Regions from separate parts of the Homo sapiens genome. Here regions 2 and 3 are each linked to region 1. Evidence: chromatin contacts called from ENCODE Hi-C or POLR2A ChIA-PET data. All regions are on one chromosome and are shown on one strand. The core of a region is the stretch at or near the end of the contact, and the rest is flanking DNA. Distances in the headings are between cores, read along the strand shown.

Evidence for each region. A loop is a pair of places that touch in the nucleus more often than their neighbours do. ChIA-PET counts read pairs that join two places held with the same protein, here RNA polymerase II (POLR2A). Pooled maps may share reads with other maps.
Region 2: a pooled map shows a loop between it and region 1 (12-fold over the local background). The contact joins the promoter of NTNG2 here to the promoter of CFAP77 in region 1. A Hi-C loop is called at or near these places in 4 of 37 single-sample maps with no recorded cell type and 9 of 50 pooled maps.
Region 3: a pooled map shows a loop between it and region 1 (6-fold over the local background). The contact joins the enhancer-like site here to the promoter of CFAP77 in region 1. A Hi-C loop is called at or near these places in 1 of 168 maps with a recorded cell type or tissue (endothelial cell of hepatic sinusoid) and 4 of 50 pooled maps. POLR2A ChIA-PET finds 5 or more read pairs at or near these places in 3 of 52 experiments (Panc1, RWPE1 and activated CD4-positive, alpha-beta T cell).

What each region holds. Positions count from the first base shown.
Region 1 is chr9:132,408,523-132,412,301 of GRCh38, forward strand. CFAP77 (cilia and flagella associated protein 77) reads left to right here and starts at 1,689. Exons shown (of 6, transcript NM_001282957.2): 1 at 1,689-1,944. The coding sequence starts at 1,750. It overlaps LOC105376304 (a long non-coding RNA gene), which reads left to right and starts at 2,119. Exons shown (of 3, transcript XR_930405.2): 1 at 2,119-3,209. RefSeq lists a silencer at 2,797-2,846.
Region 2 is chr9:132,159,870-132,163,648 of GRCh38, forward strand. NTNG2 (netrin G2) reads left to right here and starts at 2,189. Exons shown (of 8, transcript NM_032536.4): 1 at 2,189-2,370. It overlaps LOC124902291 (a long non-coding RNA gene), which reads right to left and starts at 1,831. Exons shown (of 2, transcript XR_007061826.1): 1 at 1,747-1,831; 2 at 589-734.
Region 3 is chr9:132,544,521-132,548,299 of GRCh38, forward strand. All of the region lies in intron 5 of CFAP77 (cilia and flagella associated protein 77), which reads left to right. Among named protein-coding and RNA genes, the nearest start is that of BARHL1, 36 kb to the right of the region's middle. Within about 2 kb of position 1,776, at least 2 of the 41 ENCODE cell types and tissues checked have a DNase peak (open chromatin) inside an H3K27ac peak, as active enhancers do.

The DNA.
Region 1 (3,779 bases), core at 439-2,938:
GCTGGGGACGGGTGAATCTGTTAGTCCAAACTGCACCATTTTGTAAGCCCCCTGCCATTTTGCAGACCTTGCTTAAAGTGAAACATTCCACGGGGGTTCAGGCAGTGAGAAACAGCCTGCCTCTTATCATATTCTGCTGGGAGAAAGTGACAGGAACATCACGTTCCACCAGAACAAGGGCCAAACTGCCTCATCATGGGAATACCTTATCAACATCTTCCCGGGCAGCAGGCCATACCCACCGGGCCCCTCCCCGCCCAGGCCTATAATTTCTCCAGCCTGTAAGCAGCGGTAGGCACTGGCATTAAGCTGGTCTCCCACCTCTGTAGGTCTCATGCTGGACATAAAGCCTGAATTTGCTGTAGAGCCGCCACTCTTTCTTTAACCCTCCCCTTCCCTTCAAAATCTAACCGAATCTAGGTGAAGCCTATATGTATTTTCATTGTATTCTTCTTTCGACTTTCAACTTTTCTGTAGGTTTGAACTTTTTCACCAAGTTGTGGGTGGGTGGGTAAGGGGATTTTTAAAAATGCAGCATCTGGCCTGGTGAGGTGGCTCATGTCATTATCAGAGCAAGACTCCGTCTCTTAAAAAAAAAAAAAAAAGGAGAGCCTCAGATGCCATTTCCAGATATTCTGATTTAGTGAGTCTGGGGTGAGTCCTGTGAATCTTCGTTTTTCTTTTTTTGGCACATGGTCTCATTCTGTCATCCAGACTGGAATGTAGTTGCCGAAACACGGCTCATTGTAGTCTCAACCTCCTCAAGTGATCCTCCTGCCTCAGCCTCCCCCATAGCTGGGACCACAGGTGTGTGCCAGCACACCTGGGTAATTTTTTTAATTTTTGGTAGAGATGAGACCTCACCATGTTGCCCATGCTGGTCTCAAACTCCTGGGCTCAGGCCATCCTCCCTCCTAGGCTTCCCAAAGCAATGGGATTACATGGGTGAGCAGCCAAGCCCAGCCCAAATCTGTATTTTTCAATTTCCCTTCATTCTGTTGCTTAAATTTGGGAACCATTGATGTAATCCAACTCTAGCGTTTCCTTGTCACCCATCTCACAGGAAAAAAAGAAAAAAAGCCCTTAGGATCCAAGAGGGTGACTTGCCCGAGTCCTCCCAGTGGGTCAGCATCAGCATCAGGCTTGGAATGCATTTAGTGCTCTGTCTCAGGTGTGTGTGTGGCGCAAAGAGCAGAGGTGGGGAGGGGTTGTGAGTGGAATGGGGGTGAGCAGAGGATGGAGTCTTCGACTTGGAAGACAAATGTAAATGACCCTCTATGAGCCACGCCGCTTTGAACGCAACCCACTGGAGATTCTCGGTTCTCCTGTATCGATTCAGGAAAACTCCAAACAAGTCCACACTGGTAGCCACCAAGAGTTTCTTGAAAGAAAAGTACAAGCCGAGCCGGGCTCTGTTGGCGTCCCGTCGCCAAGGAGACGGGCCGTTGCATTCGTCCTCCAGGGGTGGTCTTGGTTTTCTTTCCTCTCCCAGTCTGCAACGCGGGGCCCAGGAGACGCCCTGAGGATCCCGCGGGGCTCCTGCATTGCTCCGGGGCTCTTTGCGATGAGGGGCCGGCGCGAGCGGGGCGCGCCTGGCTCCGGAGGGGTCCTGGCATCTGAGTTTCCCCCTCAGGATCCCGGTGGTGCGGCCCGGGCCGCCCGGCAGGCCCTTCGGAGCTCCAGGCTGTGCCCGACGTGGGGAAGCGCGCCCAAACCAGCCCGCGGGCCGGCTCCCCGGCGACCTCAAGGATGCCAGAGGCCAGGAGCTCCGGCCCGGACCTCACGCGATGGAGGAAGCAGCAGCAGCCTGTGCGCCGCACGGTCAGCCAGGTCTGCCCGCCCCCGCGGCGGCCCCTGACCGTGGCGGACATCCGTTCCGGCATGGAGAACGAGCGGCTGGGGGTCGTGCGGGACTCCATGTTTCAGAACCCTCTCATCGTCAAGGTGAGCACCCCACGCCCACCGCGCTTTCGCTGTCGCCGGCTCCGGGCACCTGCGCCGCCGGGGGTCCCCACCCGCAGCGCCCTGGCCCCGCGGCCCGGGGTCCGAGCGCAGCGTGGGAAGCTCCAGCTCTGGTCCAGACAGGCCTGGACCCCCATGCAGGTCGCGTCGCCTCTCTCAGCCTCGGTTTCCCCATCCTCACAGTGGGATGATAATGGCACCACTAAAGGGACTGATTGGGAAGATTGAATAGGGTAATTTCTGCGGGACCTCGGGACAGCGCCTGACATGGGGTAAGGCTGCAATGGGTGCTGCTGTGGTTTCCCACAGAGTGAACCCACAGGGTGACAGATAGGTCGCACACGCCCAGTCTAAGTCGTGGCTGCCAGCCCTCCCAGGGTAAAGGCCGCCTCTCCGGTTCCGCTGCACGCCTGGGGTACGTCTATGCAGCGGTGGCTCCGTGTCTGTCCTGGAAGCATCACGTCGAATGTTCATTTCCGTTCGATCATACTAATTTCTTACCCAAATTACAACCCTAAGAGAAAAAAAGCATAATCTTTGGCCTAGGAGGCTCCGCAGACAAGAATGAGGGAGCTGCGGTTTCGGGCTGGATCACTTTCCCTTCCATTACACTTCCCTCCTCCCCACCTTTAGCCTCGCTTCCCGCTGATGGGAAACCAACACTGCTGTGGCGGCCACACCTTCCCGGGGGCCACTGGAGAAGTCAGGCTGAGGCTTGGGGGTCAGGGAGCAAGCCTCGAGGCGAATTTATCTTGCGCCGCTGGAGGGCAGTGCGCCTTTAAAAATGCGCCCCGCGTCCCAGGTGCGGGAGTGGAAGGCGCAGGTGGTAACCGTGGATTCAACAACAATTATTTGTGTGACCGCCAGGCGCTGAGTAGAGCCCAGAGGTGGTGGTGGCGGTTTGTTTTTGTTTTGGGGAAAAGGGAACCCGTGCTAGAATTAACTGAGTTAATTGGCTCCTGGCAAAACATTGACTCCCTCCTCTTGCCTTCCCTAAACTCGGTCCTGAGAGGAGGAAGGATACTGCCTAGGCGCAGGCTGCACCTGGGGGAGGCTGGCTTCCCACACTCGTGCCTTTCCATCGAATAGGCTCCTTTCTTAGGCCTCTCAAAGTGGAACAAGGTCCTTCACTTACTTCTACGTGAGAAGAGCCACTCTGAGTGGACAGGCAGGACAGGCAGGTGGGGCCCATTATTCTTGGATGAAGGAGAGAATCACGTCCGCCACCTCTGACTACCTGCATTAAGGTTAGGTCGTTGCTTTTGTTCAAGTAGTTAGTAGTGAGCCAACTTCTTCCTACTGAAGTGTAAAGTGAGGGCGTATGGAGTTATTCTCCATGGTGAGTTAGTGTGTGGTGCCCACGCTGAGCAATATGTACACACACACACACACACACACACACACACATACATGCATATGCATTTGTGTATGCACCCATATAACATACCGTTTACATCTATCATATATACATGTATGCATATGTATAATATACATGTACATATGTGTAAAATGTATGTACATATATGTAAATTTCCCCCTTCTTTTCCTTTTTCCTTTTGCTTCCCCCGCCCCACCCAGCTATATCGAGGACAACATTTGGCCTCTGGATGGCACTAGCTAAACAGCTTCTAGGACCAATTCAATCCCTGATTTCTGAACCCAAGCTTAGGGTCGGAAAATGTACAGGAGGTGACTCACCCACGACTGGGGTTCTGTCTTCAGGGCACGAGATGCAGAGCAGGTCTGCCCTGGCCCCTGGTGACCATGCTGGAGCAGCAGGGACCCACGTCCAGGCTCGTGCTCTCTGATGATGGAGC
Region 2 (3,779 bases), core at 939-3,438, 250 kb before region 1:
GGTTCCCAGGGATTGATGACCATGCCCTGGGGTGACAGCAGGCTGAGGGCTGACCCTGGTCATCACTCACCCTGTGCAGGAGCCCCACACCCTGCCCTTCACTGCTGCCTGCAGGCTGAATGCTTAAAAATCAAACCACCAAGATCTGTTCTCTTCTCCCAAGGAGCTTCCTCCTGCATAGAACAGGTAACCAGGGGTGGGCCCATGTCTGCCTTCCTGGGCTGCTTGGTGAGATAGGCCCATCTCCAGTGGTAGGCATCTGAGAGCATGTGCAGGTAGAGGCACACAATGGCCCTGTTTTTTGACCCCTCTTTGAAAAAAGAAGGATTTACCGTTCATATCTCACATATGGGGAAACTGAGCCCCAAAGCAGTCTGGGCCGTGTTCCAAGTTCACCAGCCAGCCAGGCCAGTGAGAGAGCATCACCCAGAAACCCAAAAGCCCTGCCTCCCCGGCCACAATCCTTAGCTATGTGACCTTGGGCAAGTTACTTAACATCTCTAACTTGAGGCTTTGCTACTAGCAGTGAAGTCACAGGGCTTTGGCGAAGATTCAGTGAATAATGCACACAAACTGGTTTGCATGGAGTCTGGCATAAAACAGGTGTTCAATAAATATATTATTATTATTATTACAGCAGATGACAGTCTTTAATTCTGCATCCTCTTCCTGTTTTGTCACAAGATTCCAAATATTATTCAGCAGTATAACTCCGTCTCCAGTTTTCAGGGCAGCTGAGAACAGGGAAGGGTTAAGGTGGAGGTGAAGGGTGGCAGCAGGGCGGGGCACTGAGGTGCCATGTCTTGCTCCATTCCCAACACCCTCTGTGACCTTGGGCTGGTCTCTCTCTCTCTGCCTCTCTCTCTGTCTGTCCTCAGGCCCTTTGTTCTTGATGCATCCAAATGACAGTGCTGGCTGCTCAAGGCTGCAGTGAGCCCACCCCAGGAGGCCAGGAGTGTCCGAAAACCACATGTGCTTCTGGAAGATGTGGAAACTCTCCCAGAAGCCCTGGGAGGCAGGCTGGCAGGAAACCTCCTGGGGATCAGAGAGCCCAGGGCTGCCGGATATGATATTGTGAACTCGGTGGCCTCTGCCCGGGGCTGCTGCTACCGGAGCCCTCCCACACCTGCCTCCCATGCTTGCAGGGGAGGGAGACAGAGAACCCCTCAGCCAGGCCCCTCCTGCCCCACTACTCTGCACTCCCTGCAGAGCTGGCTTGGCTTCGTCAAAAGCAGGGCCCATCAGGGTGGAGGCGGCGATGTGTCAGCTGGTATTCAGGCTCTGGTTGTGCGCTCAGATCGCTCCCCCTCCCCATCTCCCCAAATCCACCCACCCACCCCGGTACCCACTGCTTGGGGCCTTCTGGGTGGCAGCACTTCACAGAGAGAGACCGAGGAGCAGCCCTGAGCCCTTGGCTGTGGGGGGTGGGGGAACTGACTCACTTGGCCCCCCTCCCTCGTGCCGATGGGGCAGCCCCCACACCCATGGGCGCTGGCACCCCGGCAGGCCCCCGGGTTTTGGAAGAGGAAGCTGCAGCCCGGCTGCGCCTGACCGGAGCCGGCTGAGGATGCGCTCTGGGCGCAGGGACCCGCTGGCCCCCGGGCCGGGAGGCGATGTTTAGGCAGCGACCCCCCAGAGGCTGCCGGGGCCACCCTGGCCACGGGCCCGCCGGGACGCCCCTGCTCGCCGCGCCCCTCCCCGGGCCGTGGCGCGTCCCCCGAGCCGCGCAATATTTCCTTCCTGCACCTTTAAGAAGACCGTTGCTCCGTGGTGGGATGGTGTGTTAAAGCCACACAGAGGAAGTTACGCAGCCCGGATCAGACCGAGAGATAAAAGCCCCGATGGTGATCGTGAGTGATGGCAAGAGGATTTAGCCTCGGCATTAACTTGGAGCGGAGTGCAGGGGGGCAGTGAAGCGCCCGCCATCTGGCCCGCGCCGCGCCGGGGGGATGCCCCGGCTCCCCGACGAGACGCCGCGAAGCCCACCCGGGCCGGGGGCTGCCCGGCGCCCGAGCGCGGGTCCTCCCCGGGCCGCCCAGGGGGGCCAAAAAGTTTGCACTTGTTAGCGGCGACCTCCCGCTCAGCCCGGGCGGGCGATGCGGGCGGCGCGGGCGGCCCCCTCCCCCGGCCCGCGTCTCCGGGACGGCTGCGGGCGGCCCCCCCGGCGGCCGGAGGGCTCCCTGGCCCCGATCTGACGGCGGCGGCGGCGGCGGCCACAGCGGCGGGAGCGGCGCGGGGAAGGAGCAGCGGCTCGCAGCCCTCGGCCCGCGCCCCCACCCAGCGCCAGCCCGAGGGGGGAGGCGCAGCGCCGGAGGGTGGCGGTCCTCGGCCCTCCCAGGTCTCCGCGCCGGGAAGCCGCTCCGAGCCGGGGTAAGGCGGGCGGGGAGAGCCCGGGAGGCGGGCGGGGGGAGAGGCTGCAGCTTGGCCAGGCCGGTTTCATTTTTAAAGGGCTTCGGTGACCATGCAGGCTTGCCCGGGCCCGGGAGCCACTTACAGCGGCCCGGCAAAGGCTCGGATGCAAAAGTTGTTTGGTGGCGGCTGCTACGAGCTGAGAACTGGAGTCGCCCCAGAGGGGTGTGTGAGGGTGCGTTCTTAGCAGCATCTTAAAGGGGTAGCTTGTCTTTCTGGCCAGCTTCCCCCGGGTCCTTTCCGTCGTGTGTGTGAGAGTGTGTGTGTGTGTGTGTGTGAGAGAGAGACAGAGTGTGTGTGTGTGTGTGTGTGTGTGTGTGTGTGTGTGTGTGTGTGTGTCGGGGAGGGATGTTGCAAGGATGCTCGGATGTGTCTCGGAAAAGGAAACTAACCCTGCTCCCGCGCCTCTCCCCCACCCCAATTCCACCGCCACCGCTTAGAGCCACCCCCATCCCGTGCCCTCCCATCTCTCTGCAAACTGGGAGCCTGTGAGTTGCACAGAGAAACTCCCGGCCAGTCCGGCTGGAAACTTCTCCCGGCGCCGGGAGGGGGTCGGGAGGTGAGGGGGCGCAGGCACTGGTTTGGGGCCGGCGTGGAGTCGAACCTGGAACTGAGCGGCGCGCAGGTGGGGGGAGCAGAGGCGGCGGGAAGGCGGGAAGAGAGGACCGCGGGCTCGCGGGGTCCGCCCGCTCCGGAGTAAGTTGGCCGTCTGGGCTGGGGGCGGCGGCGGCCGGGTCGCCACAGGCGGCAGCGCCGGGGCAAAGGATACAGCCAGTTCCTGGGCGCCCTGCTCTGTGTCTTTTAATTAAGAGAGGCAGTGCCGAAAAAGGGGGCGCCTCAGTCCCGGCCGGGCCTTTATTACGGGCTTAATTATTAATTGCTGCCGTGGCTTGCACGCAACTTTGGGAAGACGAAAAGCAGCTGCGGGGCTGCCGGGTCGTCGGTGTCCTAGGCACAGGGCTCGCAGCCGGCCCGAAGCACTGACTCGACCCTGGCCCCGGCCTCGACCCCGCCCGCGGCCCGCCGGGACCCACCCGGGAGCTGCTGCTCGCGCCCCGCCTCCCGCGCCCAACTTTCCAGGGCTCCCGCGGGCGGGGACCCAGGGGCCGGATAAAGGGCCCGCTCCGGAGCGGGGGGACACCCGGGCCGCCGGAATTAAGAGGCCCGCCGAGGCTACAGTGAGCGCGGGGCGCCCGCTGGACCCCGCCCGGGGCAGAGGACGGGAAGGTGACCCCGCCGGCCAAGCTCCCTTTCCCTCCCGGCAACCGCCACTCTCCCCTGAAAGCAGATTTCACCCCCCTCTGCCGCCCCTGCCGAGGAGGGAGAGGGAACCCCGGGGTGGGCTGAGTATCCCCCCTAGCCCCGGGAGC
Region 3 (3,779 bases), core at 526-3,025, 140 kb after region 1:
GGTCTCACTCTGTCACCCAGGCTGGCGTGCAGTGGTGCAATCACCTTCACTGCAGCCTCAACTTCCCAGGCTCAGGTGTTCCTCCTGCCTCAGCCTCTTGAGTAGCTGGAACCACAGGCTTGTACCACCATGCCCAGCTGATTTTTGTGTTTTTTTGCAGGGATGAGGTTTCGCCATGTTGGACAGGCTGGTCTCAAACTCTTGGCCTTAAGTGATCCTCCTGCCTGGACCTCCCAAAGTGCTGGGATTACAGGCATGAGTCACCATGCTCAGCTACCTCCCTGCTCCTTTCTCTGTGAGAATCCCTGCAGTTCATGGGGACGCTGCCTGAGGAGGGACTGGGACCCAGCGTTCCACTGGCATGGGCTGCCCTCTGCAGCACTCTGCTTTAGGCCTTGACTCCCAGCCCCACTCAGCCCCCTCCTCTCTGATTTAGAGCCCAAGACCATGGACACAGGAGGCTCAGGTGTTCTCCCCTCAGCAGAGCAAGGAAAGGGCTCCAGGTAACAGTGCCGCACCTGTGCTGGGAGCTCCGGTCTGTCTCACTCACCTGTGTCCCACGGCGCCTGGCCCCAAGTAGGAGCTAAATGCACATAGAATGAGTTTCCATTTTCCAAAGAGGGGATTTGACTCAGCTGACCATGGGTCTGCCAGTCTTGAGACCGTTGTTCTGAAATATGATTATGAACAATAGCAAACCAGGAATGATGGCCTCCTGTGCCATGCCAGGCACTGTGTGAGGTCATGTGTGCATATTACTTCATTTCAGCCTCAGAACAAGAGTCCTGACCAGGTGGTGCAGATGAAAGGCAGAGGGGGAGCACCTTCCTTGCCCAGAGAGTGGCGGGGACAGGAACCCAGGTGTGTCTGATGGCAGGGCCCAAGCCGAGACACATGACCTATCGGGCCATAAAACTCATGAGAAAGAAAATCAACATGCAAGCCACAGCATATACTGAGTGTTCGCCTCCTTTCCGAGGGTATTCGCAGGATGCTGGGAGTTAAAGCTGCAGGCTGTCTCCCTATCCTACTTGCCAGAAACCTGGGGCCAAGGGAAATGGGGAATTGTGCCGGGTTCATCCCTGGATGCCACCCTGTCCAACCCAGCAGAGACCCTTAGACACACAGAGTGCTGCCGTTATGGGTGTCACACGCAGTCGCCTCCTTGTCAGGAAGTAACACCAACAAAAAGTATTTACCGAGCCCTTAGAATGCACCCGGCGCTGAGCAGGTCTCATCTCATAGATATCATGCCCCCATTCTACTGACATGGAAACTGAGGCTTGGAGAGGTGAGAAGTGGAGTCTGGGTCCAATCTGGGGTTTCCTAGCCCCAGGGCCTCCCGAGGACCCCTTCCCTCACCTCCAGGCCCCACCCACAGGTCCCCATTCTCACCACCAAGGGATCCTTTCTTCCCCTTCACGGCACTTAACTCTGCAATTAATTAACTGGGCAATTTTTTTCATCTTGCTCAGTAAAATGTGAGCCCCCCAGGACCGTGCCTGTCAGTTCCACACCTTGTCCCCAGAGGCCAGCAGGGTGCCTGGCACAGAGTAGGGGATCAGTAAACATCTGTGGAATGAATGAATGAGGGGATGAAAGACTGAACCGCCAGTACAGCCCAGAGTGACAGAAGAATTTAAAAGTCTGTTACAGACCTGCTGAGCCTCCCCTTTCTCCCCTTCCCAAACCAAGCACCCACCATCCCGGCAGCCACCAACTGGGCCTGGACTCAGGGGTCCGGGCGGGTGGCCAGGGCCACTCCCCCTAGGCGGAGCTGCTGTCTGTGGTGTCTGTCACGTGTGAAGCCCCGGGAGGGCCTTTGTCTGCGCCTGGCTTTGCCGCTGATCTGCTGCCCCCACCCCGGCCCCATTATGAAGGGAAAAGCGCTTCCAGAAAAGTTGAGCCTGTCACGGTGATGGATAACCTAAATGGACTCTCCCCGCTCACGAGCAGATGTCGACGCTGAACTCTGTCAGAAATAATTAAACACCTTTCACACTGAAAAGCAGCAGGCAGGGCGCGGCTGCTGCACCGACACCGCCAGCCACGAGGGGGCTGCCCTGCCAGAGGGGCTGCCGAGACCCCCGCGCTGGATGACCCGGGCCACTTACAGGGTCGAGAGAGGAGAGGGACCAAAGAGGGAAGAGGACACATCCCCCACTGTGCATTCCCTCCAGGCAGGGCAGTACAGAGATGTCTTCTTTCTGGTCTGTGCCACCAGCAACTGCCCCTGGTGGCTGGGGCCCAGAAGGGGGTTCTGCCAGCAGCTGGCGAGGGGCCCTCCTACCAGGACAGTTATGCCTGGGCTCTCTCTCCAGACCTCTGTTTCCTCAGCTGACAATGAGTGGGTGGGACTAGTTCTTGAGCGTTCCTTCCAATCCAAGATTCTGTGATCCCCAGTTCACTGGCCCAGGAGCCATGTGGGAGGGGATGGGGGCCCTTGGAGGTGCAGACCCCAAACCCAGGGTGAGCCAGCAGGGGGAGCAGCTCAGATCCTTCTCAGGTGCCCATTTTGGGGATGGGACATGAACTCATTTTCTCCCATCCCTGAATGGAGGAGCCGCTGGGCTGGGGCTGATGCCCTCTGTGCCCTGTGGGGGATAGAGACGCTCCCCTGCCCTTTGGCCGGGTGTTCTAGGTCTCCAGGGCAGACAGCAAGGCCAGCAAGGAGTAATGTGGTACATCTGTGTGCACGCATGACTCCAGGGACAGCCAGACGGGGTCAAGTGGTGACCCTGCCACACCTACCTGTCAGGTGGCTTTACCTGTCTGTGACCCACTTCCTCTTCCATAAAATGGGCTAACAAATGCTCCCCTGGCTAGGCTGCTGGGAGGATCCAGAGAGAATATGTGTGCACCACGCTCAGCAGAACGCCTGGCCCATGTTAACTGCCTATAAGTGGCAGCTCCATGAGGATGGCTGTGGAGATCATTCATTCATTCATTCCCCTGCTCATTCACAAATCTTTTCCACATGCGCCTTCATGCTGGGCCCTGTTCCCCGCACTGATGCTATGCTGGCGAACAGGCCAGACTCGGGTGTGACTGCCACCGTTGGGCTGCTGGCCGCTGGCTTGGGGTGACATGGACAGACAGACCGACACACAGGCAGCTGCACAGCTGGGCTCCTGGGCCGGGAAGTCTGGAGAAGCTCTGCCCTAGGTGTCCTCAGGTGTCCCCAGGTGCGCCGTGTCCACAGCCTGAAATGGTCCAGAGACACCAACCTTGCTTGAAGGGCGGAAGCCACTCCCATAACAATAGCCCCATTAAACATAACCCTGCGTGGGCCGGCCCACCCTGTTTCCTTGCCTTTTGCAGAAACTTCCTCAGGGCTCTCCAGGCAGGGTCCAGACACCCCCACTTGCCCAGGCAGCCCTCCCTGGGGCCCTGGCTAACAGCGCTTCCTCCGGTTCTCAACCAGCCACTCATGCACAGCCACACAAAGCAGACGGTACATCCTTCTGCCCAAAGATGGAGAGTGAGTGCCCCCAAAAGCTTATGGCCGATGACAATGGCGAAAGACTGGATGCCACTGATGAAGAGATGGCTCAAGTACACGTTAGGAGACCTTGAAAACCACGGCTTTGATCTGTACTTATTGACACTTTAATAACATATTGTTGGGCAAAAGAGTCCATGCCACGGGCCCCGCCTGGAGAGAAGCACCCGAGCATCTCTGAGCGTCTGCACAATGCCTACAGACATTCGGCAGGAGGGCCCCACAAATGGTAGCAGTGGTGATCTTTGGGGCGGGGGGGTGGGGGGTGAAGCTGATT